Linked DNA regions of Homo sapiens: region 2 is linked to region 1. The links are chromatin contacts, found by Hi-C or POLR2A ChIA-PET in ENCODE. All regions are on one chromosome and are shown on one strand. Each heading gives the region's core, a stretch centred on a gene start or an enhancer-like site at or near the end of the contact. The rest is flanking DNA. Distances are from core to core; before and after follow the strand shown.

The links. Hi-C counts contacts between places; a loop is a spot of excess contacts on that map. ChIA-PET counts read pairs that join two places held with the same protein, here RNA polymerase II (POLR2A).
Region 2: a map of transverse colon shows a loop between it and region 1 (19-fold over the local background). The contact joins two enhancer-like sites. A Hi-C loop is called at or near these places in 1 of 168 maps with a recorded cell type or tissue (transverse colon). POLR2A ChIA-PET finds 5 or more read pairs at or near these places in 1 of 52 experiments (AG04450).

The regions. Positions count from the first base shown.
Region 1 is chr9:128,054,455-128,057,773 of GRCh38, forward strand. No RefSeq gene overlaps it. Among named protein-coding and RNA genes, the nearest start is that of NAIF1, 11 kb to the right of the region's middle. RefSeq lists an enhancer at 612-1,509. Within about 2 kb of position 1,382, at least 23 of the 41 ENCODE cell types and tissues checked have a DNase peak (open chromatin) inside an H3K27ac peak, as active enhancers do.
Region 2 is chr9:129,445,863-129,449,056 of GRCh38, forward strand. It overlaps LOC105376291 (a long non-coding RNA gene), which reads left to right. Exons shown (of 3, transcript NR_188645.1): 3 at 910-1,689. Among named protein-coding and RNA genes, the nearest start is that of LINC00963, 41 kb to the right of the region's middle. Within about 2 kb of position 1,534, at least 2 of the 41 ENCODE cell types and tissues checked have a DNase peak (open chromatin) inside an H3K27ac peak, as active enhancers do.

The sequences.
Region 1 (3,319 bases), core at 132-2,631:
AGGCCAGTAAGGAGGCTGCTGTGGGTATCATGGGTGATAGAGAACGTGGGAGTGGGGGAGGGAGGAAGAGCATCTTCAGAACAAGATGTGAGAAGAGAGACAGTGGGTGGGACCAAGGAAGGCATCCAAGTGTCCAGCTTGGGTAACGGAATGAAAGTGCCTCTCCCAGAGTTCCACTGCAGCAGGGAGCAAGATAGACAAGGTCCCAGAGCCAAAGATCAACCAGTGAGGAAAACAAGCAACTCAGCCGGGCACGGTGGCTCACGCCTGTAATCCCAACACTTTAGGAGGCCAAGGTGGGTGGATCACTTGAGGTCAGGAGTTCGAGACCAGCCTGGCCAACATGGTGAAACCCCGTCTCTACTAAAAATACAAAGATTAGCCAGGCATGGTGGTGGGCACCTGTAATTCCAGCTACTCAGGAGGCTGAGGCAGGAGAATCGCTTGAATCTGGAAGGCGAATCTTGCAGTGAGCCAAGATCGCGCCACTGCACTCCAGCCTGGGTGACAGAGCGAGACTTTGTCTAAAAAAATAAATAGGCCGGGCGCAGTGGCTCATGTCTGTAATCCCAGCACTTTAGGAGGCTGAGGTGGGCGGATCACCTGAGGTCGGGAGTTCAAGATCAGCCTGACCAACATGGAGAAATCCCGTCTCTACTAAAAATACAAAATTAGCTGTGCATGGTGGTGCATGCCTGTAATCCCAGCTACTCGGGAAATTGAGGCAGGAGAATCGCTTGAAGGAATTGCTGAGGTGGAGGTTGCAGTGAGCCAAGATCGCACCACTGCACTCCAGCCCGGGCGACAGAGCGAGACTCTGTCTCTAAAAAGAAAGAGAGAGAGGGAGAGAGAGGAAGGGGAGGGGAGGGGAGGGGGGAAGGGGAGGAGAGGGAAAGGGAGAAGAAGGGAGGGGAAGGGAAGAGAAGGGAAGGGAGGGAGGAGGGGAGGGAAGGGAAGAAGCGACTCCAGGTAGCATGAGAGTTAAGAGAGAGGACGTCCAGGGGGCCATGGGCATGAGCAGCAGTGAGAGCTAGCCTGGACCGGTGGGAGCTGGAAAAAGACCTCTTGAGGAAATAAGCAGAGCCCTGGAGGCTACCCAGGAGCTGGGCAGGGGAAGAGGTGGGGCAGGGAACCAGCACATTCTGGCACAGCCTCTAGGGCTCTGCCACCGGACAGACCATTTTGAGAACCACATCCCCCTTTGTAAACCTCCATACTGAAGTTAGTTCATCATCTCTAACCAAAAGACTGGGTTTGTCCCTGCCAGTTCCTCCCAGCAGGCACTCTTTCGCACCCTCTGAGAACCTCGACTGATTGGTCTAGAATTTCTGCAAGGGTCAGGAAGGCAGTTCAGGGAGATTTCCAAGCAAGGCATGTGAGTGAGCCGTCTTAGGGGTAGAGGCCCAGCCCCAGAGGGGCAGGTCCAGCTGCCACTGAGAAAAGGACAAGCTGTTCCCTCTGGGACCTGATCAAATTGCAAAATCATGAGCAAATAAATGATCATTGTTTTCAGCCACTAAGTTTCAAGTTGGCTTGTTACACAGCAAAGACAACTGAAGCAAGCAGCTACTGGTGTTGAGTACCTGCCGTGTGTCCCCCACTGTGTTCTGTGTTCTGTGAGCAACAGCTTGTTAACTTCACCCATCCTCCTTATCAGAGAAGGATTTTTAGAGAAATTAAATAATCCCATCCTAGAGCACAGTCGGGAAGTTAGAGACAGGCAGACTCTGAAGCCCCCACATTTACTTGTGAGGAGCCTGGCTCCTGGCCACAAGCCTACATGTGATCTCTCAGTCCCAACCAGAAGCAATGACAAAGGCTGAGCCTGGCAGGCCTCAGTGGGGTGGCAGGAGGGGGCAGCTGCCCTCCCCACACCAGACTTGAGACACAACCAGTGAGTTGCAGTCATGGAGTCAGCTCCCCAGCCGGTCATGCCCTTGCACATACTGCAGACCCAGCCCAGGTGCCTCTATTCGGTGGCCCCTATCAGGGGGTCTCAACTGAAGCCTTACCCAGGTGCCTCTGCCAGGACCTCCTGGCAGGAGTGTGGCATGTGGGGAATCTTTTCTTTCCTTTTTTTTTTTTTTGGAGACAGAGTCTTGCTCTGTCGCCCAGGCTGGAGTGCAGTGGCGTGATCTCAGCTCACTGCAACCTCTGCCTCCCGGGCTAAAGTGATTCTCCTGCCTCAGCCTCCTGAGTAGCTGGGATTATAGGCCCCTGCCACCACTCCCAGCTAAGTTTTGTATTTTTAGTAGAGACAGGGTTCACCATGTTGGCCAGGCTGGTCTCGAACTCCTGGCCTCAAGTGATTCACCTTCCTTGGCCTCCCAAAGTGCTGGGATTGCAGGTATGAGCCACTGTGCCTGGCCTAATTTTTGTATTTCCCTCTTTTTTTAATTTTTATTATTATTTTTTTTCTGGGTAGAGACAGATTTTTGCCTTGTTGCCCAGGCTGGTCTCAAACTCCTGGGCTCAGGAGATCCTCCTGATTTGGCCTCCCAAAATGCTGGGATTACACAAGCCCAGCCAGTGAAAGGAATCTTGAACACTCTTTACTATCAGTAATTTTCCACTCCTAGCCCTTCTCCCTCTTGTCCCCTCCGACCCCCACCAAGGCCATAAAACAGCAGGAGTCTTTTTTTCCTGAGGATTCCCTCAGCAGTGAGAAGACACCCCCTTGTGTAATACATCTCACCCTTACCTGGTGCTGTCCTGTGGGGAAAAAAATGGAACATAAGGGGAGTGGCGTTTTCTCCTCTTGGTTACGCCAGCATAGTAAGCAATTACAGGCTTCACTGTTACTTTCACTGTAGCCTGTTGTCTTCATGGACTAAGGTAAGGGGACAGCTCAGCAGTCTCCAACTTGCGCACCCGCCTCTTTCAGAGCAATTGCAGCCACAGCCTCCTGGCGGTGGCCTCTTCCCTGTACTGGCCTTGGTTCCCATGTCCCCAGTCAGCCTTAAGTCCTTCCCACTCTGCTTTCTGTGCCCCTGCCACCTTCTAGTTCCAGGGTCGCATCCTTTGTAATCCCATTCAAACCACAGAGCTCCCATTGTGACATCAAGACTTGGTAGTTACCACTTCGGATTATCGGCCACTGTAATGACGATGACAGCAGCTGTATTTATTGAGCATGAGCTATTCCCAGCACTGCCTTGTAGATCTGTTGGGCAAACATTATTGAAGAAAGAACTGGCCGGATGCCACGGTTCACATCGTAATCCCAGCACTTTGGGAGGCCGAGGCAGGAAGATGACTTGAGCCCAGGAATTCGAGACTACCTGGCTGACCTGGCAAAACCCAGTCTCAACAAAAAATA
Region 2 (3,194 bases), core at 284-2,783, 1.4 Mb after region 1:
ATCCTATTCCACCATTGTATGTTGAGTGTATTACTTTGCCGGGGCCACCATAACGAGATACCACATACTGGGTGTCTTGAATAATAAAAATGTATTTTCTCACAGCTTTGGGGGCTGGAAGTCCAAGATCAAGGTGCCAGCAGGGCTGGTTTCTTCCAAGGCCCTCCCTCCCTGGCTCGCCTGTGTCCTCAGGTGGCCTCCTGCCTGTGCACACCTGCCTGACGCCTCAGTCTGTGAGTCCACATTTCCTTCTTATAAGGACACTAGACACATTGGATTAAGGCCCACCCTGACGACTTCATTTTAATTGAATTGCCACTTTAAAGATTTTATCTCCAGCCAGGCACAGTGGCCCACGCCTGTAATCCCAGCACTTTGGGAGGCCAAGGAAGGCAGATCCTTTGAGGTCAGAAGTTCCAGACCAGCCTGGCCAACATGGTGAAACCCCCTCTCCACTAAAAATACAAAAAAACTAGCCCACGCTAAAAAATTACAAAAAATTTGAAGATCATTTGAGGTCAGAAGTTCAAGACCAACCTGGCCAACATGGTGAAACCCGGTCTCTACTAAAATACAAAAATAGTAGTCCAAGCTAAAAAATTAGCATGCAACACCACGCCTCTCATCCCAGCTACTCGGGAGGCTGAGGCACAAGAATCTCTTGAACCCGGGAAACAGAGGTTGCAGCAAGCTGAGATCGCATCACCGCACTCCAGCCTGAGCAACGACAGAGTGAGACTCTGTCTCAAAAAAAAAAAAAAAAAAAGATATTATCTCCAAATACATTACTTTGTAAAGTACTGAAGGTGGGGGCTTCAACATATGAATTTGGGTGGGGAGACAATTCAACTCATAACAGTGTGTGAGATCAGAAAATTCCTCCTGCTCCCCCCGCCACCCCATTTACAGGTCTCCTATAGAGAGAAGCGTTGACTGGGGACACTCGCTGCTTGCGTTTTGCTGGTAGCTGGGCTGGAAGGTCCACAAAGGTTCACTTCATGTGAGTGGCACCTCAGGGCTCTTCCACAGGCCCTTCTCTCCATGCAGCTCTCTTGGGCTTCCTCACAGCATGGCGGGGTTTTTCACGGTGGCTGGCTTCCAAGAGGAAGCACTTCAAGCTGGGTGAGAGCAGATGCCTCAAATCTCTGCAGCCTCAGCCTCGGAAGTCACACAGCGTCGCTTCTGCTGCATCCTGTTGATGAAAGCCAGTCCTGGAGTCAGCCCAGATCCAAGGGGAGGAGGAAAAGACTCCAGGTCTTGCTGAGAGTAATGACTAAGAATCTGCAGCCATCTCCAATCCACCACGCCCATGCAAGAGACGGGAGTGATATTTGCAACCAAGATGGTGAACGGCAGCAGATTGGTCACTGTTTCCAGTTATTCACCATCCCCTCAGTGAGAGGATTATCCATCCTGCCCCATTGCTACGTGACATGCAGAGCATCCAGTGCTGGGTACACTTCCCCTCCCCACCAAATCATGTTTGGCCACGTGACTTGCGTTAGCCAGTGAATCCGGAGCCCAAGTCCTAGCAGGCCATTCAAAAGAGAAGCTTCAAGAGCCATCACGTGGGTTGGCCAGCCTGCCTGCACTTTTCCCTTTAAACAGAGCTGCGTTTTCTAGAGAGAGGCCTCACACAAGCCTCCCTGTTCCACAGAATACAAATCCAATTGGTAAGTCTTCTATCCATCTTAAGAAACCTTTACATTTTTAAATCTCTCCATTCTCAAATATTCAAAGCCCTTAAATTCATTTATTTTTCTAGAAGTAACACCTGACAAGTTTGATATGTCAAGGCACCACCCGTTCCTTCTTAATCCACAGGAACTCATTGAGGGTAGGGAACCTGGGAGGTCACCACAGCCTGTAAATCCAAGCCTGGATGTAGTGAGTGTCTGGGGTGGCCAGGCTTTCTGCAGGTATGTGCACATTGAAGGCCAAATCTCAGCTTTGAACTGAGTCCCGAGCTTAGGACTCCTCCTGACTCTCTTCTGGGAACACTGTGGCTCAGAGAGGTTAAGTGAGTTGCCCAAGGCCACTCAGGTAGTAAGTGGCAGGGCCAAGACTGGACCCCAGGGCCATCTTGCTCCAAAGTTCCTAACCACTAGACTCTCCAGCTCTCACCCTGTACGTGGGCTATAGATATTTGGTTTTATTTTATTTTTTAATTTTATTTTGAGACAGGGTCTCTCTCTGTCATCCAGGCTGGAGTGCAGCGGCACAATCATGGCTCACTGCAGCCTCGACCTCCCTGGGCTCAGGTGATCCTCCTACCTCAGCCTCCCGAGTAGCTGGGACCACAGGTGCACGCTACCACATCCGGCTAATTTTTGCTTTTTTTTTTTTTTTTTTTTTTTGAGACGGAGTCTCGCTCTGTCGCCCAGGCTGGAGTGCAAAGGCACAATCTCAGCTCACTGCAAACTTTGCCTCCGGGGTTTAAGCTATTCTCCTGTCTCAGCCTCCTGAGTAGCTGGGATTACAGGCATGCACCACCACACTCAGCTAATTTTGTATTTTTAGTAGAGACAGAGTTTCTCCATATTGGTCAGGCTGGTCTCGAACTTCTGACCTCAGGTGATTTGCCCTCCTCAGCATCCCAAAGTGCTGGGATTACAGGCGTGAGCCACCGTGCCCAGCCATTTTTGCATTTTTTTTTTTTTTGTAGTAATGAGCTTTTGCCATCTTGCCTAGGCTGGTCTCAAACTGCTAGGCTTAATCGACCTGCCCACCTCAGCCTCCCAAATGCTGGGATTGCAGGCGTGAGCCATGGTGCTGGCCCTAGATATTTGTTAAGTGGATGAATAAACTACCCAGTAGTTCCTTTGGAAACCTGAAAGGTTTTGGATGCAGTGATAGAGGTGTTCCAATCTCAAGGATTGGCTAAAAGCTATAGGAACTTGGGGTGGGGTAGGATACACTGAATGGGGTCCACTCTCTCCCCAACAATTCCTCCTCTGCCCTCAGAGGAGAATCTGGTGTTTGTAATGCAGAATCTGGAGAATGTGTCAAAATGATAGTGACACTGACATTTACTGAGCGATTGCAATGCCCAGCCCCCAGCCTCAGAGCCCTCCCTAATTTTACTCCTTTACACTTTCTCAGGGATGTGGTGAGGTTACAGACCATCATTATTCCCATTTCACTAGTGAGAAAACTGAGGCACACAGTAGGCTGAATCCGTGCTTCCCAAACTA